Linked DNA regions of Mus musculus: regions 1, 2, 4, 5 and 6 are each linked to region 3. The links are chromatin loops, found by intact Hi-C in ENCODE. Cell type or tissue: heart. All regions are shown on one strand.

Region 1 (5,000 bases), 140 kb after region 3:
CAGGCTTGGGTGCACAGCAACTTCCTTTGGGAACGTGTTCCCAAATCTTAAAATTCAGAACTATGCTGTATGTTAATTACCTTGATTGGATCATTGCAGATTATAAATATGGGTCAAATGTCACACTTGACTCCACAAATTTGTCCAATTACCATGCACCAATTAACATTTTTTTAAAGAACTACTTGTTTTGTAGGGAAGAAAGGAGTCTGTGGGTGTGTATATCATTTGTAAAACTTGTCATTTATACATTCTGTAAGAGGCTATCAATCAAGCTCTTCCATGGTAAAATCTGAAGGTTTATGAGTAGAAGCAACTTAAATATTTTATCTCTTTTGCCTCTGGACTTGCTTTAAATTTACATTCCTTTCCACCAGCATTATCTTAACTGAAAGAAGAGAACTGTAAGTGTTTTGTAGAAGTAGTTTGGTGTTCTGACTTGAAAAGTCATTATTTTCCCAAACTTAGAAATACCAGAATTTTATTGGCCAATCAATAATCTCTTTTCCCTCCTCTCCCCCTCTCCCCCTTCTTCTCCTTGCCCCTCTTGTTTCTAATCTTAGAAAAGATTCTTTTTAGTCTAAGGGGAAATGTCTTAGCTCTGCAAACATAGGTTGGGTTCCTCTTTCATATCTATCAATGATCAGAGTTAGATTTTTGTCAGTTTGGACTCTATTGGTATGCATTTACATTCACATAGTTTAAATATTTATTTTCATATTTATGAATGTTTTGTCTGCACGATGTAAGCAGGCCACATACCTGCGGTGCCCAAGTAAGCTAGATAAGGGCATCTGCTTCTCTGGAACCTGGTGCTGTAAACACTTGTAAATGGCCATGTAGGTGCTGGGAACTGAACGTGGGTCCTTTGCAAGAGAAGAATACGCGCGCGCGCGTGCGTGTGTGTGTGTGTGTGTGTGTGTGTGTGTGTGTGTGTTGGGTGCAGGGGGCCATACATGAGTGCACAATTGCTGAGCCATCTTGTCAGCCTGTGTTCGCAGATTTTACCCATTATTGAGTTAGTCCGAATGTGACTCTTTGTTAGAACATGGAAGCCACAGCTAGAAAGTGGAGTCTGCTCTGTTTCATGATGAGTGCACTCCTATTTCCCTAAACACAGAGATAGAAAAGACTTAATAATTCATGGGAAGTCTGGGGTATGCCAAATAAAAACTAGTACATATCCTACAACTTTACTATCTGTCACGTTCCAAAAACCTTCCTTGCTTTGACCAGCATGAAGCTCTGGGGGGTGGGGGGGTGCAGAACAGGATTTGTGGGGGCTTCTCCTTCTGGGATGTGCATTCTGTAAGATGAAAGCTGAACTTTCCCAAACTCCTGGATGCTGCCCAGCCCATCTGTCCTCCAGGAAGCTCTTTCTTTCTGCTTACTAGACGATTACTTGTGGGCAGGTGAAGGTTAAGGAGGAGGCACTGTACAGGCAGGAAGTCTCTTTAGGGAGCATGTTATGCTGTGGAAAGGTGGATGGGAGCTAAGCTATATTTGTGGTACACATTTTGAAAATAATAGTCACAGGCTCACACTTGTAAAGTATCATCAATAAGGACACACTCTGCATCCAAATAATCCTTTCCCTAGCTCATGCGATTCTCCTGAAGCTCGCAGCCTAGGACAGCACTTGGAATTAACACAGCCAGCCATATTACCTGAGTTAGAACGTTCTGTCATAGGAGCAGAGTGAAGACCTGAAAGCCCTCATTCAGGCTCCACTTTGCTTTTTAAGGGATGTTATAACTGCCCAGAAAAACGAGATAGACTGGATGGTATTAGAGCCTTCATTAAAGAAATAAAAGATTTTCCCAAGTTCTTGAAACATTCCACTTCTGGACTTTTCTGTAGTTTCTGAAGCGGAAACGCTATATAGAAGAAGAGTAACAAACAAAAATAAGCCAAAACCACGAGTTCAGCTCATTGCAACAACAGAAGCAGGATCTCACAATTACAATCTGTATATCAGGTGAAGACTAGACCTGTGGCAACCTAAGAATTGGTTAAAGCTTAAAACAGGAGAAATCAAACAAAAGCAAAACTACACACATAGGGGAAGAAAAATATCAGGGCTGATTTCTCTCATGTCAAAATATATACTTTAAAAATATTATTTTTATTTCTGTGTGTAGTGTAAGAGTTAATGTGTGCATGCAATGCCCAGCGTGGCCAGAAGAAGGCATTACCTCCCTGGAACTGAAGTTACAGAGAGCTGCAACTGCTGTCTGGGTGTTGGGACTCAGGCCCTCTGTAAGAGCAGGAAGGGCTCTTACTCCCTGAGTTATCTCTGAGCCCTCAAATTATATATAATTGGGTGCTTCAGTGTTGATTCTCCATCTTATAATACACAGTTCTCTTTAGAAAATTCCTTAAAGCTTCTGAGTTCATTGTAACCTTAGAAAGCTCATTATGTAGCATAGGCTAGCCTTTTGAACTTGTAATAATCTCAGCTCTCCCAAGGAAAATCTTTCTTTTAAATGTATTAATTATTATTGTGTGTGTGCTTGAGTGTGCATGAGTGTGCTGCCACAGAACAATCTTTGGGAATTGGTTTTCGCCTTCTATTTTCACATGGGTTCTGAAAATTGAACTAGGGTTGCCAGGCTTGTGTGGCAAATGCTTTTACCCACTGAGCCGCCTCAGGACAGCCTTCTTTATTTAAACAAGAGCCACCTGGCTCTTGGCAGTTCCCAGATTCCTCCTGGTTCTAAGTCTTAACCTGGTGATGCGATTTGTTTAATACGAATCTCCAGATCAATTTTGGGAGACTCTACCTTTGACAATGAAGACTCCTTATGCAGAAACAAAGTGTCTGACCCAGCCTTGGCCACTGCAGCTAGTCAGAGGTGTGTCACTCTGTACCTTAGAAACACAGAAAGTGTTTCTCATGTTGGCACTCATGTTGTTAAAAACAAACAAAAAGTAGAACCAAGAAAAGATATTACAGTGGATGTTGACAGTGTGACCCCAGATCTCCATAATCCCAGAGCTTGAGAGGCCGAGACAAGAAGAGCCTGAGTTTCAGGGCAGCCTAGGCTACACAATAAAATCTCAGGGAAAACCAAATCAGGCGAGGTTTGAACTTTGAAAATAGAGCCTTTTATAAATTAATAAGACGTTAGTACATTATTAATTGGGAATACAGGAGCCACATATTTTGAGGGCAAAGTTGAATAGCTTGGCTGGTACAGCTGAAAACCGAGCCAGGCAATTAGGAGTCAGTTCTTTTTCAAAGTTCTGGAGACAAGTCTGCAGGGGAAGGGAGTTCGCAGAGGCGGGGCATCGAGTTTTAAGTGGAGTGGGAGGAGAGGTAGGATGTGTTGGGGGTGATGTTTGTAGTTTCTTCCCAGTTCCTGGCCTACTGCAGTGGCAGCCCAGGAGATTAGAGTGGAAAGAAGGCCCTTTGACCTTTCCAGGCTCCTGAAAATGTGTCAAATGACCAGTGTCCGCCCACAAGCACATTTTGTTACGTGGAATACAAAGCTTATGTGAGAGAATTTCTTGCTCTGTTGTACTTCCCGAAAAAAAAAAAAGTGGCAATGGAAGATTCCATGTTCCCTGGTAAATACAGAGTCCGGGAACAAACGAGGGACTCAGGCTGACTGCATGCAGCTTTGTGTTAAATTTTAGAGGTGGTGATTCCTTCTCTGTCTTGCCTACACGTTGTTTTTCTTAACCAATTACTTCTGGAAGCCTGACCTAAATCCTTTGTTTATTTAGTCTGGTGTGTGTGTGTGTGTCTATGTGTTTTGTCTGCCTGTATGTTTTTAAATTGCTTGCCTGAATGCCTATGGAAGCTAGACTATAGCACCAGACTCCCTAAAACTGGAGCCACTGTATAGATATAGGAAATTGAACCTGGATCCTCTGACAGAATAGCCAGTGCTCTTAACACCTGAACCATTTCTTAAACCCTCTTGGTTTCTTTCTAGATTATGTGTCAGAAGGAAGAGAAGGGCTCTTGTAGAATGGTCTGCTTTGGCTGCCCGTGCCCTTTATTATCCTTAGTGCTGAACCCAGGACTTGCTCTTCCAAGCAGCATCACCAGCTCACAGAACCATCACAGAGGGTGGACCTCACAGATCCATCAATGCATGGTCCAAACTACCTTTCTTCTTCCACCCCTCCCATCTCTATTTCCCCTGCCTTTGGAAATGCTGAGTAGAGCACAGGCCGAGATAGAAGGAATTATGGAGTGACGGAGACAACTCATTCTTACATTGTGGGTCATGGTTCCTAGTCATCCAATAGTGGATATGCTGTGATATATTAATAGATGTGGAATGCTTTATTCACAACATTCTAAGTAACCCTTTATCCATCTTACAGACATGTAACTAACCATTGTTTGTTCCCCTGTTCAAGGTTGTATAGACAAGTAATATCATCTCTGGATTAGAAAATGGGCTTGGACTATCCAGATCTACAGCCATAGTTGGTATTTTAAGTGACAGAGGGGCAAGTCATAGGTGTAACTCCTATCAGAGTCATCAAGGGATGTTGAAGTAAATGGAAATTTTTTACCTAACGATCTCGACTTGGGACAATAATTTCACATTTTGATTACAAGTGTTGCTTCCCCTAAGGGCTCTTAAAATAAAATCAATTGAGTTTCATGCTTGTTCCTCCTTTGTAATGGACAGATGAGGAGAAAGCACTAAGAGTTGACTCACAGCTCTGAATGAGGTTACTAGAAAGCTCCTTCAATGTCTGAGTGTCTCTGTGAGCTGGAGAACACACTATGTGGAGATGAATGTAAAACATTACACCTTACCTGAAGAGCCATGTATAACTCACTAGCTAAGGACCAGCACTGAGAGAAGGAAGGCTCCCATTAGTGTGAGTGGATGGGGGGCCTTTGGGAGAATGTAGAGATCAAGCTAAAACTCTGAAAGATGAGTAAGTAGAGGGGGGTGAGTGAAATGATTCTTTTCATACACAGGTTTATGAATGTAGAACCAGAAAGAACCATGTGGCCTTAGAGTGTAGCT
Region 2 (5,000 bases), 150 kb after region 3:
AGGGCTTTATGTTGTCCCAAAATGATGCTACAATGGTACCAAATGGCCTGGTCGGTAAGCTCTGAACTTGCTCCATGCAGTAAGGAGCTCCCATCCTGATATGGTGGGAGATATTAGTCTCCCTTTCCCTATTCACTTTTGAAACTTCAGTTCCACAGTAAAACTAATATGGAATGAATGGAATTACAAACGGTGTCAGCTTGTGAACTAAGTCCTATTTCATTTTGGTTATGTAATATTGGGACTCAGATAATGCTCAGTCACTGGTGGGAGAATGCTTCTCCCTGAAGATGTTCGAACCTTGGCCAGGACATTCTGAAAAACAAACACCTCTGCACCATACTGGGATACTGGTTTTGTTTTAACTTTTTAAAAAAAAACGAGCTTTGAAAGTCAGCTGTATGATCACAAAAATGTAAGACTGAACCCTGAAACCGAATGTTAGAGACCTTGAGTCAAACCAGAGTCCCAGGCATTCATCCTGTTGCTCTACCTATTACATAGCTCCTACTTGCAAACATCCCAGATGTAGTGTTGTATACAAAAATCTCTCACCTGCAAAGAGTAAGGACCAAGTTGGATTTCCCTATCCAATTTGCAATTCTTGTAGGGCCAGGTTCTTCCACAGTGCAGGTATATGGTTTCTCAGAAAGAGTCAGTCTCTGAATGCAGTGCAAGAAGTAACCCAGACTCACCCATTTTGCTCAAACACTTGAAAAATAAAAATACCTTCTTAATCCCTCAGAAAATAAGGCACTGATTTGAAAGGCTTTTTTTTTTTTTCGACATAAGATGTTGCATGTAATGTCCCTTGTTATATTCCATTCAATTAAATCCTGGTGGGTGATTTTGGCAGAGCAGTTAGCCACACATCAGATGACAACTCACTTACTGTTGCTCGGCACCCCATGACCATTAATTTCCAATGACTAACTTGTAATTAAAATCTTTGTGTTTATTTGTTTATAGCCGGGGCTGAACATCTATTTACATTTAATTAACACTGTTTAAAGCCTATAAATGCAGCGACTTTAATGATCCATCCTAGCTATGCTGCTTTAGTTTTTCCTGACTTGTAAAACTCACACACAGATCTGCAAGTGAATTACATCCATCTGCTCCCCCGCAGCTGCAACCGGGCTACGTTAGAGAGCCATTTCCCCCTACCCCCCCTCTTTGCTTGGCTTCCAGCTCTAAGTATTTTTGTTTCAGAGCCGACCCAAAGACTGCACCGACGGGAGCCAGCCCTTTTCTCCTGAGGAGTTCCCGGACTTAGTCTTCAGAAATGATTAAAAGCCACTCTTGCTCCATCCCAAATCGACGCAATCTACCTTCCACAAATTCGGTTAACAAAGCGTTTCCGACTCTGCCGGCTTAGAAGAATCTTTTCTTATTGAGAAGAACGCAACAGTTTAAAGTGAACTCTTTAATGGTGAGAGCTAAAATCAACGCTTTCTTGGCCTTGCCCATCCTTGATGAGCAGTCTACACCTACTCTTCTGCGCCTATAACGGGAACCTCAAGGCACCCGGGCTCCCGAAGACAGTATCTTCGTTACACCTTCAAAAGCAACGCAGGAGAAGCATTAGCGCTACAAAGACAGCCGAGCCAGAGCTATGTGCACTGTTATCTGTCAGTCGTACAATAGCAGCATTGATGGAACGGCGAGGACCGGCTTTGACAAGTGTGCTGGGCTAGCATTACATTCCATTCCAAACTACGGCGAGAGAGAGAGAGAGAGAGAGAGAGAGAGAGAGAGAGAGAGAGAGAGAGAGAGAGAGAAGGAGAGGAGAGGAGAGGAGAGGAGAGGAGAGGAGAGGAGAGGAGAGGAGAGGAGAGGAGAGGAGAGGAGAGGAGAGGAGAGGAGAGGAGGAGAGGGAGAGGAGAGAGAGAATTGATTTGGTGTCTTTTACTTTACCTGAAAATACTGCGTTTCTTGTGGCTGCTGCAAATGAATTCCTCCTCCTCTTTCCCAAAGCCAAGTACTTGGATTTGCCTGCAACTCTCACTTGGAGAAGACCACACAGCTCCAGCAGGGCAGCCTTCCTTCTCTTAATCCCCACTCGAATGTGATGACACACACTAACCCCAACCATCTGTTGAAACACGTCCTCAAGCACTCAGCACAGTGCTGTGTCAAGACAGGCTGCCCAATCCAATTGCTGGGGCTGAGAGTCTCTTACGGATTGGAGGCGGAGGGCTGGGCAGGGACGGGGAGGTCGGAGAACTCCCCAGCCAAGTAACCTGAGATTTTCGGAGAGAAAGAACTGCTACAAAAGGAGGAGTGGGAGGTGCGGCGGGGAAGGTAGAGCGAATGAATTATTCTGGTGGCCAGTTGTGCGTTACTTTTCACAAGTCTCTGTGCTCCTGGGTGGGTGGAGGGGGTTCTCGGTGGGATGCCCAGGAACACTAAAAATCTTTTACAGCTAATCTATTGAGGGCAATGTCCTCAGCAAGCCGCTCCCCCCATCACCCCACGGGAGATAAAAGATTCTTCTTGTCATGCTGATAAAGTGTTAAATGTGGGAGTAGTTTGCACTGAAATGTGACATCTACATTTTGAAATCTAAACTCCTGCCTCCCTTTGATTGGGGGCGGCCGCCTCAAACATTCCTGAAAGGGCTTGGGGGGTGGTGTCGCAGCTTTGAGCCGAAACTTCTTTTTCTCACTGGGCTCTTCACGTGTCTCTCAGGCTAAACCAGAGAGACGGTCAATGAAAACCATTTCACTCTACTTCTCCAAAGCAACTCATGCTTTCCTAGATAAAGGTGGCTTTTAATCACTTTCTACACCCACAGCCATCTCGGTATTACAGCTCCTGGTACTAGAAGGCTACACTCTGCCAGTAATTGTTTTTATTGGTTTCTAGTTAATTGTGCTTATTACATCCGCGTAACTCAAGCGTCTCATTAATAATTTTGCTTTGAAATATTTTCAGTTTGGGGTTGTTTAAATACATCCTTCTTGTGTACTTTTTTCAAAATGCAGTTTTCTGAATTGTATTTATAAAAGTATTTACATTAATAACCTGATTCAGAAAAGTGTTAGATTTTTTTTACATATAAGAAGATATTGAGAAATAAATTCATTACTTAAAAAAAATCTTATTCTTTCAAAAATTCCATGAGACATCCAAGGAATTTGGATAATCTTAAAGAGTAAAGAGGAATTTTAAATACCATCTACTGCCTAACTGTGCCTGTTGGAAGCTAACATTTAACTATTACACCTTTTGAGGTTTGTGGTGAGAAAACCAATCATTTATGGGGTGGGGGAGGGTGGGGGAGGGTGGGGGAGGGTGGGGGAGGGTGGGGGAGGGGGTTAAACTTCCCTAAAGCCTAAAAGATCCAGATTACCGATAGGTAGCTGTGTTTGGCATATCAATGTCATGAAAATAATTTTTTCAGTTACAAGCAGCATTGGCTGATTGGCTTTCTTGTTGTTGTTGTCTCGCAAGGTTCTGTGATGTTATATAAGGATGCTTACAGTTGCTTCTGGTGCAAGTTTCCAAAGCACAGAGGACAGGAGAGGGTTTCTGTGAAGTGATCTCTCTCCCACGGGGTCATCAGGAGGAGGCAAGGAGAGTAGGATGGGGAGGTGGGAGCTTTGACTTCGTTTGCTTATTATCTTCCCAGAGTGATTATGAGGTGTCTGCTTTACTATGTATCACAAGTTCACTAAGCTACCCCTGACTCCTGAGCACCCACATCCAGAAACAAGCAACACAGACATTGTCAACAATGCAATTGGCAGGACAGGCCTAAGGCTTCCCTGGGGACCATAAAAATTTAATAGTGCCAATTACTGTCGAGCAATTTTATTCTGTCTTGTTTTTGGAGGAGTGGGTAATAGTTAATCCACCAGACCTCAGTCTGGAACTCTGCATTGCCTCAACTGTGTAGATGGAAAAGACCCCGGAGACATTATTAAGCCAGTTTGCAATCTCTTAAACTGTAAGTTGAGTTACAAAAGTAAAACTTAAGAAACTGTAAAGGTGTTAAATCAATATGTTTCATCCACCCTGTGCCTGTAACTTCCCTTCATGGGACATTTCCCTGGGGGTCGTCTCTGACTTACATTATTGTTTGAAACGCTTTTCAATGCGAACGTTTCAGTCTACACTCCACTGTAGACCTTTTCATTAAATTTCAGCTATTACTTCTCTTTTCTTGATCATTTCACCCATTCGTCCCATTTAAAACTTGTTTTAAAGTGAAAATTACAAGGCTGCTACAGACCCTGGTCCATGCTTGTCTTGTGTTCTGCATAGTGGCAGGGCGTGCCATCTTTCAGGTGGACTGTAAAACTAGTCCACAAAGATGCATTTTTTTTCCTTGTTCTGAAATGTTGTTGATGGGGAAAATCAGCTCAAGTCCAAGCCTGAGGCTGGTGCTGCAGGCTACGTCCTGGCTCCCCTCCCTCTGCAGCCTGCCTCCCTGCCTCCCTGCCTCCCTGCCTCCCTGCCTCCCTGCCTCCCTGCCTCCCTGCCTCCCTGCCTCCCTGCTCTGCTGTGTCGGTTTAGAAGTTAAGAAGTTTCCATTACTTTCCTTGCTTTCGCCTTGCCATCTGCAAACAGTTTATTTTTTTAAGGGAAAAGGAGTGAAGTTGAATCTGCCTTGAAAGATCTAAACTTAAAATACATTGTATTTTAAAACGATGATATCCAGCATTGTAAAGTCAGACGGGGCAGGATGGAGGAGCTCTTTGCAGAATGAATTGCTTCATCCTAGAAACTGAGGCAGGACGCTCCTAAAATGAAAGATTAATAGGTAACGGTGATATTGAAGAATGGCCCCTCCTATTCTGTTCCCACAGTTAAAATGTCCCTTTACTTATTAGCTCCAATTAGTTTCCATGGTAACCGACCAGCCCTTGTAAACCCAGCACTCCTAGCTTCACTCATCTTTGTCTAGACGGGGCTCTCCACCCTTCTTCCTCCACAGATGGTAGTTTAGCTGAGTCTGTATCTATAGCCATATCTCTCACACACATGCAATTGGC
Region 3 (5,000 bases):
TGTCGTTTGGAAGAATAAAGCACCTGCAAAAGCAAGGAGGCCCCGGGAAACAGGCTCACTATCAACAGAAAAACCACAGACAGACACCAGAGAGAGCAGAGAGCACTCTACCCTTCGCCCTTGTCTTGTAGATAAAAACACTGATCTGAGAGCTGATCCCCTCACAAGGATAAATGAGAATGGGTCCTGGCCGCTGGCTGGACAAGGGACAGGGTCACTGCTTTGTGACAAGATTATCACCAAGAACACCTTGCCACACTTTTCCACATTTATCCTCCCTTGAACAGGATCCATTCCCCAAATTAAACTCTTAAAGTGTCAGCAAGTGCACACACAAAAGATTAAGAGTGCATTTCCACGTGTGGATACATGTGTATGGATTTTCAAAGTCACAATTCAAAATGGCTTCTGGGCAGAAACACATCACTCCATCATTTTGCTTTACAGAAAGAAAAACCTCAAACAGCGCACGGACACTCTGATGCTTCCCTTCTGTTTGGCTGTGCGGGGGCTCTATCTAGACAAGCCTCTGGCTAGACAAGCGCTTTACACTGCTGCACTAGACCTTCAGATTCTCCATTTTTTTCCCCCATTTATCCCAAGCAGGACCTGAACTGGAGATCCTGCTGAACATCGGGGGCTGGGAACATAGGTGCACTCCATGATGCCTAGTTTAAACAGCGCTGGGATCACCTCCAGATTCCAGGGCGTATTTGTTTGCTTATTTATTTTTACTTGTGTGCATGGGTATTGCATCAGGTGCATGTGGCATCTGTGGAATTCAGACGTGGGAGTTGTAGCCCCTGACATGGGTTGCAGACAGTTGTGAACCTCTATGTGAGTGCTCGTAACCAAACCTGGCTCTTCTAGAAGAGCAGCCAGTGTTCTTCATCTCTGAGCCAACTTCTGTAATGCTCTAAGTCTGGAGGACCACGGAGAATGGAAGAGTCCCCAGAAGTCCCCAGACTTGTGGGTGGAGGTTCCACCCATGCCTGCTTAGTTGTGATATGACAGGATTGCTCTGCCTGGTTCCCAGCTAATGAAACAGAACCCAAAGCACATGTCCAGGTCACTGGTGGTTCTAACTCCTCCTGCTTCCTTGTGTCCCTTGTTGTGCCTGTAAGCCTTTGGACACTGCATTACTGAGCAACGCTATTTCTTTTTGCAAAGTGCAATGGTGATTGTATGGGGCGTGAGGTAATGTTGTCCTCCAGCCTGGGAACTACATGAGGAGACTCACTTGTGTGTCACCCGGACAGTGGCGGGTAACCCCACAGCATTGTTGCTGTCTGCCAACATCTCATTCCTGATGTCACCAGCAGCAGCCTGGTGGCCAATGAAGCCCTGGTGACCCTCATCATGGCGCTTGGCAATGCTCCTTGGTGGTAACACTTGCAGTTCTTCTTCTTCCAGGTTGATGTCATATATTTCACCTTCGAATTCAACAGACAGGGACCGAGTCTGCCGGGTGTGCACAAATCTGGGCTTATACTCTGGAATGAGAGGAAAAGTCATTACCACGGATGAACAGATGTGGGTGGGAAGGAGAATGGTATCACCGGTCATCGTGGAATGTTAGAGAGGAACACAAAGTGCAGGCTGAGTAGCCTTGGGGCATCTTTGTCCTGGGTAGCTCCTGAAATCACAGCAGCAAAAAGCATGCTCTTGTCCTGGTTGGGTCCTGTCAAGGGTGCTAACAGGCTAAAAGCTGCCACACTTAGTTTTCTACATGAATGGCTAAGGTAGTCAGTATAGAACTATATAGCCCCTGCTTGTTATTAGCTTCAGCTGTCCTTTGTATACTGCTTATCTATCTTGAATCCATAATCTTGAAATGAAAGTATTGCCATAATGGTCCTTACACTGAAAAAAAAAAAACTTATGAGCTATCAAACATGAATTGGTTCTATTATTCTTTCTGCATGAGGGAACTGAAGCACTGGGTTTTGCTGGGCTTTCCCTAGGTCCTAGAGCCTGAACACGCTGGGTCCTGGAGCCTGAACGCACTGCCTCACCACTGCCTTGAGCTGCTTTTTAAAAGAGACGACCCCTCTCAACACCGCACATTTACACAAGTACAGGGCAGCGCTCTAAAACGACTAAATTTGTGAATGTTTGCATCAGCCATGTAACATTTTGAACACTTGATATTAAGAGTAAGGCCGCTGCGCACCTGCAGTGCACTACTATGGGATGCTGCCTGATGTCCGCTGGGTCCTGGCTAAGGGTGTTATTGTACAAGCTCTGACCTCGGCTTTCATGCTTGGGCTTTGCCAAGCACACTTCTCTGGAATCTTGTCTTCAGCTTCCTAAGTCACGAAGAAGAGTCACAGAGACGAGGGAATCGCAACTGTCAGCCTTCCTACAGGGGAGCTTGGTCCCTATAGGACCCCTTACTTTCCAGGTGCAGTAGTGGCTGCCATGACAGACGACGACTTGCACCACTATCACCTCAGGAAAAGAGGAAACCTGCTCCTGTTGTAGGATGCAGTTTGAAAACTTTCTGGCAGGGGACAGTGTTCCTGCTGCTAAGTGGGATGCTTGTATCAGGGGGCCTTGTAACCTTATTAATTCTAGCTGTGATTTTTCTTATGAGGTTTAAGTGTGAAATTTCCTTCCAGGAGGAAAGACAATCCCGTAACTCTGTGTACTGGCTATAAACCACTTTAAGAACCAGTGAAGACCAGTCCACCTAGATAAGGAATTCATGGCCCTCTAGTCTATTCTGTTCAGCACAAAAATGTCGCTTTAAGGAACTCTGAGTCTCTTAAGTGTTTTGTGTCCAATTAAACAGAACTTATTTGTTTCCAGACATAGAATGTGCACAGATTTGAGCCACTTCTCTAATATGCCACGAGGTGGCAGTAGACTATCATTCTTCAGTAGATGTTCCTCCTGTTTTCTGTAGTCTGTATCAATCAGTTACCTGAGAGTTTTTACTAAAAAAAAAAAAAAGAAACAAAAAACCTGTAGGCAGTAAGGATATGCTGTACTGAGTTCAACTAATTTGATACTGCCACTCAACAAGATACAAGCGTCTGACAACATTTAAAGATACAGTCTAAAACATGAAAAATATGCGTTTAAAAACTGCTCATGTCTTTCCTCTAAGGTTAAACACACATGAACTGATTGATACCTAAAATTTAACTTTTAAATCAAGTTAAGGCAGGCATATTAGAGCATTACCATGAAGGTAAAGTCAGATGGCTCTAACCCTCCCCCACTGGTCCCGAGGGACACCCGCTGCGTGTGTGGATGCCCTGGTCCCTAGGAAGTTACTAAGTGGATTTTTATTCTATACTAAGTGAAAATGCTCGCAAAGTAAAATTTCTAGCTGATCTTTGCTATCTTACTTTAAACTGAGCAATGATTTTTGCTTTTATCCTGAAATCTAGGCACCGAGAACATCTCATTTGTGTGTGAATCACGGGGGAGGTTGTCTTGAAAAGGGATCCTCCTGCCGCTGTATGTGTGTGGGGTGTGGGGGGGGGCTGGGGGGGGTCACAAGGTTGAGCTTACTTGGTGTTCCCTTGTTCCTCAGGAACTGCCTTTGATTCTTTCTCTGGCTTCTGCTCGAGCGATAGCCAGAGTCCCTACAATGGCACTCTTTGTCTTTGTCATGCAATCCGCGAGAGTAGAGGTTGCGTGCATTCTGACGGACCGTGAGCAGGTCGCTGGGTCCCTTACACTTGTGGATTCGGAGCTTGCCGGATGTGTCCTCGATGCACTGCCAGTTCTGCAAGAGCCAGCGGGAAGCAGTTGGCGATGCTGAGCCAGTTGTTATTTACAAAGCACCCTAGCAGTAGCTAGGTGTCCGTCAGTCCGGTCCCCCATCATCACCTCCCCCCTCCCCCACCCCTGCCCCGTCCCTCACTGCTAATTCCATTAAGGAGCATAAATGAAAGGGGACTGGCTTTTAAGTGACCCTGCAGTAACTGCTCAGTTCTATTTCGTTTGTGGCAGGCACATACAGATGACAAATCATTGGGAATCAGAACTGCCTCGATGACACTGGCGCTGATAAATGAATCCTCCGCCCCCAGACTAAACAGTCTTGAATGAACCGTGTTAAAACCCTTAGTGTCCCAACACGGAGCCAGCTGTCAGCGCTGCTTCCACCAGGACCCCAAACTGCCCCATTTGTTCTGGAAAAACAAACTTGCCTGCTTTGTTCTCTGCCTCTTGGTTTCTAAAGTGAGCCTGGGCAGAGTGGCAGAGGAGCAAGACGGAGAGGAATTTAATTTGAGGCCATTACCGGCAAAGCCAACTCTGGGTATCCCAGACATTGGCAAACTCATCGTGTTTTCTTTTGATTTTCCTTCTTCTCCTACAAACTCTTCACGCCCGCAGCATGTGGTGGGTCCCAGGGAGACTGATTCGACCTTCCCAGAAAATGCGCTCTGCGGGGGTGGTAGTGGGGGTCGCATTGGGGTTCCTAGTTCCTGTTTTGTCCACAGCTGTGGGAATGCAGCAAGTTCACAGTTCTGGTTCCAACAATGTCTTTTCACCCCGGGAGGCCTCTCAGAAGCCCCTCTCCATTCGAAAGGCCCAATAACTTCTTTACATTTCAGTTTTTCTCTTACAAGCCCTAAAGGACTCACTGGTCAGTAGGAAGAATCCTGGCCTTCATTTGAAGCTATGTTAGCAAGACAACAGAGTGAGCCTGGATAAGGACTAGCACTGTTAAATGTATCCTTTTCTCCCTCCCATATACAAGTGTCGCCTGTGTGCTATTATTGTGTGTATTTCAATGCATAGGTTTCTAAGCTGACACCAGCACAATATACGTATGCTCTAAATATCCATGCGGGCTGAGCCACACATAATTTCAGATAAGTCCTGTCTTGGTGGTAAGGACTTTAATCCTAGCACTTGGGAAGTAGAGGTAGGCGGATCTCTGAGTTCAAGGCCAGACCAGTCTACAGAGTAAGTTTCAGAACAGCCAGGCCTACACAGAGAAAACCTGTCTCAAAAACCTAAAGAAGTCATGTGTGAAT
Region 4 (5,000 bases), 120 kb after region 3:
TGCAAGTTTCTTAGTAATATATTCTGGTGGAGCTATAAACTGCAGATCAGAAGCTCGTCTGTGGATGTGTGCCTCACTAGAATTAACATTGTGCTGACATATCTCTCTTGGATTCAATAACCAGGCTATGACTAGTTCATAGACTAGTCTACCTCTCTGTATTGTTCATCAGTGCTCTTCCTTTCTGGAAAGTTCTTCCCGTCAGCTGCTTATTGTTTGAAGCCCAGCCCATCACCATCACCTTGTGAAAGGTCCTGGCTTCCTCAGGCAGAAGTAACAGTCTGAATTGGGCATCTTCTCTCAATCCTGAACACAATTCCTTTTCAGATATATAAAAAAAGCTAACTATTATGGGATTATCTGTTGTTTTGATCTGTTCCTCAGAACAACAACTCTTCCAAGACGAGACACTTTACCCACCTGAGTATTGCTACTGCTTAACACAGCGTGCCATCTATCCATCGAAGAAGTGAAGTAAAAGACGAAAGCAGGGGCTAAAGAAATGGCTCAGGACTTTGGAAGGAGCACTTACTGCTCGCTCTTCCAGAGGACCCAAGTTCAAATCCCAGCATCCACATCAGGTATTTCATAATCACTTGTAATTCTAGCTCCAGGAGGTCCAAAGGCACACATATAAATAAAGATAAATCTTAAAAAAGATGAAAGCAAGAACAAATAGGAAAGCACCAAATGTACTAAAATAGCGCAGTGTTCAAACTACATGCTAGATACTTTTCTATATTACATTACTTCCCGTGCTAGATAATTATTTTTATATTACTTCCTTGTTAAATACTTTTTTATATGATTTCCTTGCTAGATACTTTTCTGTATTTCTTCCTGCACTAGATACTTTTCTGTGCACTTCCTTTCGTCCTTCCAACACTCATCCCCTGGGGATGTGGAGTTTTGGCTCATTTCCTAGAGGTCTTGCTGCTGCCTTATCTTACTGCTGGTCCTCAGGTGACAGTGACACAAACTCCGACTTGAATCTTATCTGCCTGTGTCCCCTCTGCTGTAACTGAGGCTAAGGTTGACATGACAGGGCTGGTCTTTGTAGACCCTGCCTGACATAGAATGTTGATGGATTTCATCCCAATGTAGAGGTAAGAGAACTAGGGCTCAGCTTCAATTGTATCTTACAATTTCTTGATAGTCACAGATAATTTGAAGTAGAAATATAATTTAAATAAGAATTTTAAATTTAATTGAAATAATTGACTTATTCGTTTTTGCATTTTTTTTTTCCTGTGACAAGCTCTTCCATGTATCTTCAGCTGGTCCTGAACTCACGATCCTCCTGGCTCAGGTTTCTGAATGCTGAAATTGCAGGCATTCCACCACATCTGACTTAAAGGAAATCTTTAAAACTTGACAAGGAATCTTTCTATTTGGTCCATTTTGCACATAAAAGAGAGAGAGAGAGAGAGAGAGAGAGAGAGAGAGAGAGAGAGAGCTACTCACACACACACACACACACACACACACAGAGAGAGTGAGAGAGAGAGAGAGAGAGAGCTACTCACATACGCACAACTCTGTTATACAGGACACAAGTCTGTCTAGTGCTGCAAATGACAGCTTAGTGGATTAATCACAATGCTTAGAGCATTCAACCTTAGGCATCCTTGTAGATTTCTAAGTTTTCTTTCACAAAACAGTATTGAGTAATAATAATTTTCCATTTCTCATGATATGAGGAGATACAGTCATGGCTTTACCAATGCAAATTATACAATTACCTCCAACAGAACTTTATTCCCACGGCCTTCCGTTAGCAACAGTAGTTCTACCTGTTCAGAGCATGCACCTCACTCTGTTGCTCTACAGGGCTGGAGAGAGGTGACATCTAAAAGCCACATGCCACATCCCCGAGCTGAATATTTTATGAATGATGCATTCTTTATGGAGAGCAAGTTTAATAATTTGGCTCTGGGCTTTGCCAGCACTTAAGTTGCTTTTGTCCATGCGTCTTTAATATTGAACCATTTGGTCTACAGTGAAAAAAAATTAATGAAAGCTAATGTGCCCACTGAAGTCACTGTGTTTGTTATGTTTACAGAAGCCAGCAGAAGTTTCAAGCCTCCTGTGAAAGTTTATTTCATAGTATAAAAAGAAACGTCAAGCAATTATATTTACCTGAAATTGTGAGTAGCCGAAACAGAGAAACTGAAAATGAAGACAGTTACAATCTCTGCATTGCCCAATGAACCAAGTGAGTAACCAGGTTCCTTCCTGTAAGGACTTGGAGCCAGCCTGCTTGTAATGTAGCCAGGCTAGGCTAGACTAGAATGCACTGGTCAATCTAAGAGCCTCTTCCGGGTGTTATTTTGTCAAGTGAATTATCGTCTGAAATCTTTTTCTCTTCTAGTATTTTTAGGAGAGCCCAAACTGGGAGGGTGGTGAAGTTTGGCTAGAGACACGTTTTCCATCATCTAAGCATCTCATGTAGGGGTAGGATCACAAAACCATAAACTGAACAAGAGGCAGAAAGGAAAACCTGTTTTCTTTTCAGCAAAAGTAGATCATCATACTTACAAAAGTCGCCTTGAAAGTCTTCTCTAGAGAAAAGGCTCGGGAGCAGGGGAGAAGCAGAGGAGCAGAGATTAGGTGGCAGCAGGGACTTCCTTCCTCCTCCTGAATGGGAGAGTCATTGTTCCTTATCGCCCTGACCTCTGCGGGGCTCCAGGAGCCAGGGAGGGAGGCTTGGCCTCTGATCCCAGCCGCCCTCTCTCCTGGCCTCTGGGCCTCGGATTTCCAACTTGCAGATAAAACTGCCCGACCTGACACCAGTTCCAAGATTCATTAGGGACTGACTGCGAAGTGCTTGCAAGATGCAGTTATATAAGCCCGGCGTATTATTATCATCACACACCCCCATAGACCCAGCTCTGCCAGACAAACAAAAGGCAGTTCCAAGAAGAGGAGGAGCAGAGGCACAAGTTCCACTGGGGGTGAATTTCGGGACACTGCTGAACTGACTGGGAAAAAAAAACCACCATCAGGCAACCCAATAGGAGTATGCAAACCTCCGCAAACAAACTGAGTTGCAGCTGGCCGGCTGGGAGGGAGGAGGCGGGGAGGGAGTCAGGGTTTCCAGGCATGCGGTTCTGGCGCTTGGAGCATCCAGTACAGTAGGTAGCTGTGGCAGGACTGAATGGATGAGGAAGATGTGGGCTTTGGAAAACCAGGCATTCCTGAGGCCAAGTACTTTGTAAACACTGATCGTTCTTAAACCCGGACCCGGTGCTCTGTTCTCATTATTCCTGGTCTCCTTTTCCTAATGGTGGTTTGCAGAGAATCTCCTGTTCTCTGTGGAGTTCTGTTTGAAACTTGTCTGGGTCCCTGCTCTTTCCTTTGTGAGAGCAACTCCCCACCCCCAAAGCCAGAGTCATCTGAGAAAGTTCCCTGCCACCATGGTCCTCATCTCTTAGCTTTTTGTTGTATTTTCTTTCTTTCTTTCTTTCTTTCTTTCTTTCTTTCTTTCTTTCTTTCTTTCTTTCTTTCTTTCTTTCTTTCTTCCTTTCTTCCTTTCTTTCTTTCTTTCTTTCTTTCTTTCTTTCTTTCTTTCTCTCTCTCTCTCTCTCTCTCTCTCTCTCTCTCTCTCTCTCTCTCTCCCTCCCTCCCTCCCTCCCTCCCTCCTTCTCTCTCTGTCTCTCTCTGTCTCTCTCTCTCTCTTTCCTTCTAAAAGATTTTATATATTTATTTTATGTATGTGAGTACACTGTAGCTGTACAGATGGTTGTAAGCCTTCGTGTGGTTGTTAGGAATTTTCAGGACCTCTGCTTCCTCAGGACAACCCCACTCTCTACGGTCAACTCGGCTCGCTCAGTCCCTGCTCGCTCCGGCCCATAGATTTATTTATTATTATACATAAGTACACTGTAGCTGGCTTCAAATGAACCAGAAGAAGGCGTCAGATCTCATTACATGTGGTTGTGAGCTACCATGTGGTTGCTGGGATTTGAACTCAGGACCTTTGGAAGAGCAGTCGGTGCTCTTAATCGCTGAGAGATTATTATTACCCTTGCCTGCTCTTAGCATTCCCGTTCTGGGGTAAAGACTCCTATCCTGTCACTTAAAGCTCACAGTTTGTGTTTGTACAGTAATTTTCCCCTTCCGGTGCCGCCCTCCAGTATCACCTACCCGGCAGCATCTTAGAAAATGAATCACTCTCAACAGGTAGATTTAACAGTCATTATGTTTAGGACCTTACACTCACATTCTGGCTCCTAAAATCTAAAATCTCTGCTCCCCTGGAAAAGCTCACCCCAATTTCTCTCCTGTCTTAGTGTCCACAACGCATCTTGCTACTGTTCCCAGAGCTCCCTCCTTGTCCGATCCTGCTGATGGCCCGAGTCAGCTCAGAACTGCAGTCCGTACCTTACTGAGTTTACTGAATTAGTTTGAGTAATTAGGTTTCACTTTGTAGCCAGGGCTGTCCTGGAACTCACAGAGATTTTCTACCTTCCTTTGCCTCTGCCTCCCCATTGATTATTAAAGGTATGAACAACCAAATCTGGATGGCATTGAATCCATCTTACAGCTTGACTGAATCTCACCTGTGTCTTTTGAGTTATGGAAGAGCCTACCCACAGGTTGGTTGTTCTGGGTATGTCTGAAATAGACTTATACCTGTTTGTGGTTCCCCTTCCGTGTTTAAATGACTGAGAATTCCCATGTGTAAATGATTGAGAATGTAAGTTTAAAAGGGAGAGGCTATTTATGGGATGATTCCCCAGTAGGGCAGTCTCTGGATGGTCCTTCCTCAGTCTCAACTCTGAAGTTTGTCTCTGTAACCCCTTCCATGGGTATTTTGTTCCCCATTCTAAGAAGGATCGAAGTATCCACACTTTGATCTTCCTTCTTCTTGAGTTTCATGAGTTTTGCAAATTGTATCTTGGGTATTCTAAGTTTCTGGGTTAATATCCACTTATCAGTGAGTACATATCATGTGTGTTCTTTTGTGATTGGGTTATCTCACTCAGGATGATATCCTC
Region 5 (5,000 bases), 1.2 Mb after region 3:
TCAGAAAAACTTCAGAATGAGTCCCAGATAGAATTCCAATGTGTGTTATGATCTGCCCACGCTTGCTAGTCAATAGATTTAAAGGTAAATATGCTTAGCCAATAAGTTTGAACTGTAACCTTGCTGATGTCACTTGTACCCCTAAAAAGTATAAAATTTGCTTGTAATAGCCATTTGGGGTTGCCTTCTAGTCACTTGCCTTAAGGTTGTAATTGAAGGTCGACCCCAAAATGATGGAAAATAAACCTCTTGCTTTTACATCGATCTATATCTCGGTGTAAGTACCACAGAGTGAGAGTCGGAGTCTTACAGTAATTAATCTTAGATTTCTCTAAAAGTAAACAACATAAGCAGCCCAAGCTTCATTGGCTTCAACAGAATATAATGCACAGACTTTGTCTGAACCATACGTGATAGGCTGAGAGCTTTTCCTGGGCAATACATAGGAATTAAGGAGACAAACCTGTCGTGCTGACTTGGTGGCAACAGCTGAAACTCCAAGGTGTGGGATAGGAAGCCAGAAGCACCCACACCATGACTTGCCAGCCCCTGGAACTCAAGCTTGAATCAGTCCTTGGAAGTTTCTTCTGCCTCTGCCTGGCCGTCGACCGTGAGCAGAAAGGGAACCAGTGTGTCTTGTTAGTACGCTGGATGCTGCTGCTCTTCTTCTGCAGAGCACTCCACAGACATGAGATGGAAAATGCTTGGCTTCATTAAAATAAATGAAAGAAGAAATTTGGCTTCCCAACCTGTCCTTATCAGAGTCAAATAAACACTTTAGACTAAACTTGAAGGTAAGAGAAGCCAGACCACTAGCCAAAGTTTGTCTATTGAGTAGAGTGACACAAAGCCAGAAGGAACATATTTAAAGAACTATCAGGTCTCATTTCTTGTTTCTATTTCTGGTTTCAAGGATGGAACTTTTAGTGAAATCAGTTTTAAAATTTAAGTCCCATGAAACTGTGATTATCTGCTCCCACATTTGCTAATTGATTCCTGCAGCCTCCATCGCCTCCTCAAGATGTACCAATGAAAAGCCCTATGCTGTTACCAGAGAGCAGCAGGGCAGCATGCTTCGTTATGACACCAATACTAAAGTGGAGAGAGGAACCTGGAGTTGATGGTCAGAGCCCAAAGTAACAGCCATTTATATATGTTAACCTGTAATGATCATTCGATATTGAGGAAACTTGTTTTTTATGCAGTTTTGGAGGGAGCCCTGTGTTCTATTGAGGTGGGCATCATCTGTAAACATCTGAGCTTTCTGAAACGTAACGCACAGAAGCCTTTGTTATGCTCATGTCATGTCCCTGTGACTTGACATGGATACAGCCCCAACAGGAAAGCAAGCAAAGGTGTACATTTAGGAGCTGTGTCCATTTCTTTAATTTTAGCAGCACCAAGAAAGGTCTTTCCCCATAATTAGAAAAGCAATGAATCCAATTTAAATTACACATGCGATTTGCTGAACTTACATGTACTGTGTCATTCAAGTATCAATAAAAGAGAAAAGCCTACTAATAAGTTAAATGCTTCAGACTTGATGCATTTGTATCAATGACAATCTCTCTCTCTCTCTCTCTCTCTCTCTCTCTCTCTCTCTCTCTCTCTCTCTCTCTCTCTCTCTCTCCTACATCTTACTTATAAGACAGTTAACAAGGAAAGCTGTCTGTACTGGTTTGCTCTAAACCTTATTAGAACTATCACATCATGCCAACCCTCTGATTTCAACTCTCAACATCTGCCTGAAGAACACTAAGTAGTTTAGGTTTCCTGTCTGCCAATCACTTGAGGAAGATCTAATGCTAAACAGGCATAATCAGGAGCCTGATGTGAGTCTTGCTGCTTCCTGTGCTAGGCTCCTTACGTCTGTCATGAAGGCAGACCAGTAGAGAGCCTATATCAGCACTGTAAACAATGTTCGACCATTCACAAGAATTCAAACTGTTTTTATGTGCTAAATATTCTTTACCTTTTTGTCTCAAGTAGAACAACCTAGCAAATGAGCCCAAGCCTTGTTCCTGCCCCCTTGCTCCCTGCCGTTACTGCTTCCTTTCCTTTCACATCTAAGGTTAGTTTTCATCTGATTATGTATGCAATCTCACTGTGACCATGATGGGAAACAAAGCAGAACAAACACAGAAGCATATAGAAGCATATTCACCTCATATTTTCTTCAGTATTTATATGCTAATATGTTCTTTAAACTTTATACAAAGGTAAATAAAAATGTGTTTTCAGAAATGTTTTTTTAATTATTCATTTTGCATAAAGGCCTACTGTGCGGCACTTTTGACTTATAACACAGGTTTCCATTTTAACAGCCTGTGTCAGTGTTTTCTTGTGTGGGGCTTCCTAAGTGCTTGAAAACTGCAAAGCAAATGCACTAGCACCCCCTGGTGGTCTAATGAATGTATAGCACAAAGTAGTATCAGTCAATAGCTTTCTGTTATCTCTTTCATGTCACTTTTAACAGTGCAAGGCTATTTTTAAGTCAATACATAACATACATTTTAAAGACATTTTGGGTATTTTCATGTGTGAGTGGATAATAAAATGACTCAAAATGTACAAAGTAATACATAAATTCATAGAGAAATTTAATACTTTGTCATACTCTTACAGAACTCTGCTTTGTTCATTACGGTATTAGCCTATGTAAATTAACCTAATTACTAATAATTATTCCTGGCTTTATTATTATGACTTTTTAAATTGGATTATGTCTGTGCAATTCAAGTTGATCTAGTACTAACTATGGAACCCAGGCTAGACTTGAACTCACACATAGCCCAGGCTGTCCTAGAAGTTACAACCTAGTTGCACCACTTTTTTATAATGACAGACACAAACCACTAATGCCCAGCTTCAAGTTGCCTCTTGAAAGTAGATTTTCAGTTTTAATTTTGTGTACTATACAAATCAGCTGTAATTTGGTAAACTGAAAATGGTGATTTAACAGTTTGGCAGTTCCTCCGAAAATTGTACCTAGTACTACCAGAAGATCCAGCAATACCTTTCCTGGGCATTTACTCAGATGTTCCAACTTGTAATAAGGACACATGGTCCACTATGTTCATAGCAGGCTTATTTATAATAGCCAGAAACTGTAAAGAACCCAGATGTTCCTCAATAGAGGAATGGATATAGAAAATGTGGTACATTTACACAATGGAATACTAATTAGCTATTAAAAATAATGAATTTATGAAATTTTTAGGCAAATGGATGGATCTGGAGGATATTATCCTGAGTGAGGTAACCCAATCACAAAAGAACTCACGTGATATGCACTTACTGATAAGTGGATATTAGCCCAATAACTTAGAACACCCAAGATAGAATTTGCAAAACTCATGAAACTCAAGAAGGAAGACTAAAGAATGGATACTTTGTTTCTTCTTAGAATGGGGAACAAAACACCCATGGAAAGAGTTACAGAGACAAAGTTCTGAGCAGAGCCTGAAGGAATGACCATCCAGAGACTGCCCCACTTGGGGATCTATCCCATAAATAATCACCAAACTCAGACACTAGGCAGATGCCAACAAGAGCCTGCTGACAGGAGCCTGATATAGCTGTTTCCTGTGAGGCTCTGCCAGTTCCTGGCAAATACAGAAGTGGATGCTCACAGTCATCCATTGGATGGAGCACAAGTTCCCCAGTGAAGGAGCCAGAGAAAGTACCCAGGGAGCTGAAGGGGTCTGAAGCCCCATAGGAGGAACAACAATATGAACTAACCAGGACCCCCCCCCCCCCCAGAGCTCGTGTTTCTAACTGCATATGTAGCAGAGGATGGCCTAGTCAGTCATCAATGGGAGGAGAGGCCCTTGGTCTTGCAAAGATTTTATGCCCCAGTACAGGGGAATGCCAGGGCCAGGAAGCAAGAGTGGATGAGTTGGGGAGCAGGGCGGGGGGGGGGGGAGATTATAGGTGACTTTTGAAGAGGAAACTAAGAAGGGTATGACATTTGAAATGTAAATGAAGAAAATATCTAATGAAAAAAAAATTTTTTTTAAATGAGAAAGAAAATGGTGATGTAAAAAGTGTGTGTGTGACCTCAGAGTATATGCCTGAGGCTGCTGATATTGAGTATATGCCTGAGGTTGCTGATATTGAGTATATGCCTTAGGCTGCTGATATTGAGTATATGCCTGAGGCTGCTGATATTGAGTATATGCCTGAGGCTGCTGATATTGAGTATATGCCTGAGGCTGCTGATATTGGCAGATCTGAGGAGACTGAGAGTAAGCACCATTTAGTACAGAGAGTATTTAAATTTTTATATAAAGTAGTGCAGGCATTTATAAATATTTCATAGGACTACTTAAACAGTAAAAAAAGATATGTTACTTTAGAAATTAATTACACTTTCCTGACATAAGGTTTTATCGGGTTGTTCAGAATAGCCTGAAACACAGGGTTTTCCTGCCTGTGTCTCCTGCAAGATGGGATTACAGGCAGCCTATGCCACCATTCCTGGCAAATAACTGTATTTTTAAAAATAGAAATGCCTTAAGAAATGAATTGATTTATCTGCATACTCATGTATAATAAGGTTGCAAAAATGCCCAACATACATATGCTTTCTTAATTTCTGAATCCTAATACAAAAACTATTCATATATATGTGTGTGTGTGTGTGTGTGTGTGTGTGTGTATGTATGTATAAGAATTTAAATATATATATTTAAATGTTTCTCACCTGATAAATATTTTTACAGCAATTTTTACTTGAATGACAAATCAGTTAGAAGAATGCACTTTGACCACAGGGCTTTTGTCAGCACCAGTTATCAACGGAGCTGTGCATTTAGTAGAGTAGCAGATATGCAGTTATCTCTTTAATCATTAGTTTACTTAGTGATTCACACATCAATGCATTCAATGCAACATTTGAGCAGCACCTCCAGCCATTATAGAGTTTCTCAGAGCTTTATGAAAATCATGGTGACTTATAAAGACAAAGTAAGAAGGCCTCCTTCCTCTGCAAGTGAGGA
Region 6 (5,000 bases), 430 kb after region 3:
GAATTTCATGGTATGCTTGAGAAATGAGTTATTTTATGTGAGTACACTGTTGGCTGTCTTCAGACGTACCAGATCACACATATGATCTCATTACAGATGGCTGTGAGCCACCATGTGGTTGCTGGGAATTGAACTCAGGACCTCTGGAAGAGCAGTCAGTGCTCTTAATGGCCGAGCCATCTCTCCAGCCCAAGAAATAAGTTATATATGACAGAAATATATACAGATATGTGAACAATAATAAATTCAAATAATAATGTAGTGGAATGCATAGGTAGTAATGTCATAAGTGACAACACATGTAAGACTTTCTGGTACTTTGTTGTATTTATATTTTTCCTGTTAAAACAATCCCAGAGGCTGAATAATTTATATAATTTTTTTTTCCATTGTAGGGGCTTGGAAGCTTCAAACCAAAGATCTGAATCTGATGAGAGTCTTCCGGCTGTGATATAATATACTGGAGAGTTCCACACAGTGAGATTAACTAGCCTGCTCTAACAGCAATGGCATTGATTCCTTCATGGTGGTGGAGCTCCCATGGCAGAATTGTCCCAAAGTTTCCACCTTCATATCACCATTCATGGAGGATAAGCTTCACTGGGAGTATTTAGAGAATATTTAGAGAGTATTTAGTCAACCAGAATGGGCTACAATGAGCAGGTTTTTAAGGGGGCCTGGGTAGATTTCTGAGATTTAAAATGTAAATTTCTGGGTGGAAAGCTAAAACATAGAGGTGGTAATGACAGCATAGTAGCAGGAAAGCAAGGCATACAACACAAATTGAAAGCCTATTGCTAGGGGTGGCATGTGGGGTATTGGTAGACATGAATGCAAGGGGAATGTGTAGTCAGAATATTATCAGTCCTTAACTGGAAGTGCTTAAGAAAGTGGCTAAACAGCCAGGAGGAATGAGATGGCCTCTGTAATAAAGACTTTTCTGGAAATTGTTTGGCAACATCATAAAGAAGGGTACTCTCAAGGTCTCAGTTCACTATCACATCTATATCACAGTAAATAAACTACAATAATTACATCTTGGGGGATGAGGCATCTGTGGAATGAGACACAATACTAAGAAGTCTTTTAAATGATATTACATGTTTGTAGGAGTAATGTTAACAGGGCTGCTCATTAATTTTCTGTGAAGGTACTAAGTTCAACTTTGTAAGAAATGAATGGCTTTTATTAAGCTTTGGGAAGGAGCAGGCTTAAAGATTTCTGAAGAGATGACAATGTAGATCTCAGAAGTTCCTTGCAGATTTTGAAATGAAACTCGGGGAACACAACAGAATTAGAGAAGCTGAGGCTCCAAGTGGGAAGGAGGAGGTGAGGGAGAGGAGCCCAAGGGGCTGACTGAGCTCAGGGAACTATGTCTCTAACTTAAAAGTCAGTAGAGTCTGTGTCTGCTCTAATTAGCCCTGTAGATAAATTCCATGCTAAGGTTCCTGAAAAGATATATGATTTGGGACAGGTAACTTTCAATATGAAAGCATGAGTTTCAGATGTAATTTTAGCAGAGGAGAGCAGGGGTTAGGAAAAGACCAGGACAGGCCAAACCACTGAGTAATTGCCAAGGCCTGGAGGCCTGGAAAAGAGCAGTCCCAGGGTTCTGGTAGAAATAAAGGCAAATAAGAGGTAGATGGAAGGCACATTCAACAGAAGATCGGTGTGACTCACTAGCTATTTGAAGAACAAAGAAACAACTGAAGTTCCTGAAGGACAGTAAGAGATTAAATTCTGGGTTATAAAACAGAGGGAGCTGTATTCTAATGACTATTCTTATCACTTTGAAAGTACTTTTTCCCCCCAAATCAGAATTGATTAAAGGAAAAAATCCAGTAGAGGCTGAGAAAATGTAAGAGCTTCCATATATATATATATGATTCTTCTTTCATTTATTTGTTCGGCAGATAGCAGAGTTTAGTGACAGTCCTTTGAAGCTTATCTAGTCGAGCTGCAGCCAGGTCAGAGACTCCTTGAAGAATGACTGATGAGGGAGAAATCAAAGCTATCTCCAGAAAGAACAAAGATAGAGAAAAGACAACAGCCATGGGGAGAGAACAAGGAAAGACATGAGGGCATAAAAATTAAAGAAAAAAAAAAGGCACAGGAAATGTAAGACTTCAGTTTCCTTAATGGCACTAGTGAAGAGAGGGAGACGGCTGTCCTTCGCTTATTTTAAATCCACAGAACATTTTCCCAACAATGCCAATATGACTTATAGACAAATTTTATGCAACTTGTAATTTCCTATATACCACCAAGACAAACCAGTTTAGCAGAGCCGCACATGTAATTATAAAATGCTTGTAAGCACTCCTGGTAGAGTGGTTTAATGAAATAACCAGTCATTTCATTACAGCACGGAACAACTGAAAGCTTTTGTAGTGACTTGTTGCACCAGACCAAGTAAGTAGACTTTTCCTCAAGAGAACTGAAAAGCAATGGAATCTTATCTTGACGTCAACACTGTCTTTGCCAGGATGTTGAAACAGCTTTTCCTGTCACTAAAAGGACACACTATAATCCATCTGCTATGTATAATTTGACAGTCTGCATTGCTTAAACAGTAGGAGGGAAAGAAAGATCTACCTTGCAAACTTTCCCCTGCAGGAGGAGGCTTTCAGGAGTTACCAATTACTAGCCAGGCTAAATATCTCAGCAGACACATCTGCTCAGGGGTTATCCACAAAAACCTGGCATACAGAAGGTTGAGGTGTGTGTTGGCCTGAACATACCAACTGTTACAGGATCCAATCACTTAGTGTCAGTGTGCGTTTTTTGGCAGCCTCTGGTGGCATTGCTTAAATGTGCCCAAGACCTGACTCTGCACACATGACTCCTGAGATGATAATCTCCTCAAAGTTTAAGGTGGAAAAATCCTGTGTGCAGGGGGTCTATGCCCAGCAATAAGCCAAAGTCCTTAGCTCACTTTTCCTGACAGTACACGAATGAGCAATCATAGGGCTGGGTAGATCTGTGTTTCCTCCTGATAAGAACTACTTTCCCAGGACCCACATCAGTTCAGTACACACCCACCAAACATCCTAAAACTCTTTCCTGGCACAGGTTCAGAATATAAAAATCTGTTCTTTCCAGAAACTTCCTTTGCTTATCATGAGTTGAGGTTCTCAGGTAATGGCAATTTTTAAGAGGTCAAAAGGAAAATAAGAGATTTCAATTAGTACAATCAAGTTACCTTCCAAAATCTCAAGAATGTTAGATGAGATTAAAAATGGACAGCAAACTGAACGTAGAAATAACAGCTTTCTTCATGGGAAAAGAACAAGCCTAGATTTTCCATGGCATCAGTGAAATCAATTCGGAACCAGAACTGCCCGTAAGACGCCTTTCCCGCCATCCAAAGAACTAGGTTTGGGACTAAGGGAAAGTGACCCAAATGTCAAGTAAGATCTTAGATCTGATCTTGGGAAAGGAAAAGAACATAAGTGGGAAAAATTGATGAAATATGAATAAGTTCTCTAGTTCATTTACTAGGAATGCATCCACATCCATTTCTTGCTTTGGGAATTCTTTGATTAAACAGAGTGATAATGTTAGGGATGATGGCTGAAGGGCAGCTGAGATATTTCTGGACCATCCTTGCTATTCTCTTGCAGATTTAAGATTATTTCAACGTGAAAAAAAACTTCTTTTTTTAAAAGGCCAAATCAATGCAGTGTGTGTTAACTACTTGTTTTCACTAGTGTGGTGATAGCTCTTGTTTTGAGTGGTAGAATTGCAGGACTTTGGTGGAGACACAGATTCCCATACAGAACTACTTTGAGAGAGATTATCACAGTTGATTTAGCTCATAAGAGCACCAATACAAGACCTGTGATGGGACTCTGCTCCACAATACTTAGACAAATGGCTGCAAAAGATCTAGACTATTTGTCATTTTGATCAGTACGGGGCACCACCAGTGTATGTTGCTATTAAAATTGGCAGCCAGCCTTTAACTAACCTACAACTTAAGCAAAAGATACAGTCTGGAAAGATGGAAAAGATGCACAGTCTACAAAAACAGAAAAACGAGAATTTCATGAGTTTTACATCTTTTTAATTGTAGAAAATGATGAGAAAGAAAGACTTGAAGCTGCCTCATCAGTGGTTTTGATTTTAAGCAAAACATAAAATTTTTTTTGTGTTTCCAAACATGAGGCTTCCTGTAGGAATAGGTCCTGAGAGGAGAATCGCACAGCTCAGGCTGCCAAATGCAGAAACAAGTTATTTCCAACTTTTGTCGTCAGTGAATACTCCTGATCTACCCCTCCCCTTCATCAAATTAAACATTTTGCCAAGCCCTAGCAGACAAACTCAGCTCACCATTGAGTGTTCAGTTGATCTCAGCTCATCTTACATCTATCCCGGGGCAGTAATTTAATATCTATTATGAGTTTCATAGCAATCCTAGAGTTTTCATTTGGACAAAGCATTTCCTTGAGAATTCTAGAATGATACCCAGCCTCATAAGAGATTCTGTAGAGATATATTGCTTCTCCCCTAAAAGCAAATATCAATCTTGTATGGACTGTGATCATGTGTTTTTTTGAGGGCAGTGACTAGTTCACCAATACTGCTGTATCCACACAGCTCTTAATGATGTGTTTTCTCAACAGTAGGTAGTTAACAAATGCTGCCTGGCTCACCTACATGACAATATGAAAAGTGCATGAGTGATTTGTGGAAAGAGTTAAATGAATTACCCATGTACATCATTATCAGCAATGCTTGGATTCCACCCCTGCCCCCAAGAGACAAGTGTGAGGACTTTTCTTTCCTTTTTCTTTTTCTTTCTTCTTCTTCTTTTTTTTTTTTTGTCCTTTCATTAAAGAAATGGCTCACACTGTTTCAAAGTAGAGGGAGAAATCAAAATTTTGGCCAGCTGAAACCCCATGATAGCCTCAGCAAAATATAGTTTTAACATAAGCCAAGGAAATCCTTCAACAATACAGAAACGTAGTCTGTAGAAATAAACTCTCTCGAGTAAGCAC

The links. Peaks named below come from ENCODE experiments on the same cell type or tissue, not always from the same donor. Only the 100,000 strongest peaks of a DNase experiment are listed, where the experiment ranks them.
Region 1: it touches region 3 in a loop (2.7-fold over the local background); 19 of 42 quality-filtered maps call a loop at or near these places.
Region 2: it touches region 3 in a loop (11-fold over the local background); 17 of 42 quality-filtered maps call a loop at or near these places.
Region 4: it touches region 3 in a loop (2.0-fold over the local background); 12 of 42 quality-filtered maps call a loop at or near these places.
Region 5: it touches region 3 in a loop (10-fold over the local background); 35 of 42 quality-filtered maps call a loop at or near these places.
Region 6: a loop joins it to region 3, with 4 times the contacts of the local background. A loop is called at or near these places in 5 of 42 quality-filtered maps.

The regions. Positions count from the first base shown.
Region 1 is chr1:12,696,443-12,701,442 of GRCm38, reverse strand. The region is part of intron 1 of Sulf1 (sulfatase 1); the gene reads right to left. Among named protein-coding and RNA genes, the nearest start is that of Sulf1, 6.5 kb to the right of the region's middle. In heart, a CTCF peak has its summit at 2,183 (motif pointing right); a DNase peak (open chromatin) is centred at 3,332; H3K27me3 peaks cover 684 bases.
Region 2 is chr1:12,689,602-12,694,601 of GRCm38, reverse strand. Sulf1 (sulfatase 1) reads right to left here and starts at 2,172. Exons shown (of 22, transcript NM_001198565.1): 1 at 1,918-2,172. In heart, no CTCF peak of the experiment used is centred here; DNase peaks (open chromatin) are centred at 1,211 and 2,131; H3K4me3 peaks cover 2,537 bases; H3K27ac peaks cover 1,875 bases; H3K27me3 peaks cover 2,274 bases.
Region 3 is chr1:12,834,852-12,839,851 of GRCm38, reverse strand. Sulf1 (sulfatase 1) reads right to left here. Exons shown (of 22, transcript NM_001198565.1): 13 at 3,523-3,739; 14 at 1,241-1,493; 15 at 1-23. Among named protein-coding and RNA genes, the nearest start is that of Sulf1, 140 kb to the right of the region's middle. In heart, a CTCF peak has its summit at 2,849 (motif pointing right); a DNase peak (open chromatin) is centred at 3,701; H3K4me3 peaks cover 1,500 bases; H3K27ac peaks cover 1,616 bases; H3K27me3 peaks cover 730 bases.
Region 4 is chr1:12,716,322-12,721,321 of GRCm38, reverse strand. The region is part of intron 1 of Sulf1 (sulfatase 1); the gene reads right to left. Among named protein-coding and RNA genes, the nearest start is that of Sulf1, 26 kb to the right of the region's middle. In heart, no CTCF peak of the experiment used is centred here; DNase peaks (open chromatin) are centred at 941, 2,281 and 2,861; H3K4me3 peaks cover 1,090 bases; H3K27ac peaks cover 1,308 bases.
Region 5 is chr1:11,655,298-11,660,297 of GRCm38, reverse strand. All of the region lies in intron 7 of A830018L16Rik (RIKEN cDNA A830018L16 gene), which reads right to left. Among named protein-coding and RNA genes, the nearest start is that of A830018L16Rik, 240 kb to the right of the region's middle. In heart, a CTCF peak has its summit at 2,404 (motif pointing left); no DNase peak of the experiment used is centred here; H3K27ac peaks cover 415 bases.
Region 6 is chr1:12,403,564-12,408,563 of GRCm38, reverse strand. No RefSeq gene overlaps it. Among named protein-coding and RNA genes, the nearest start is that of Mir6341, 20 kb to the left of the region's middle. In heart, no CTCF peak of the experiment used is centred here; a DNase peak (open chromatin) is centred at 2,893; H3K27ac peaks cover 267 bases.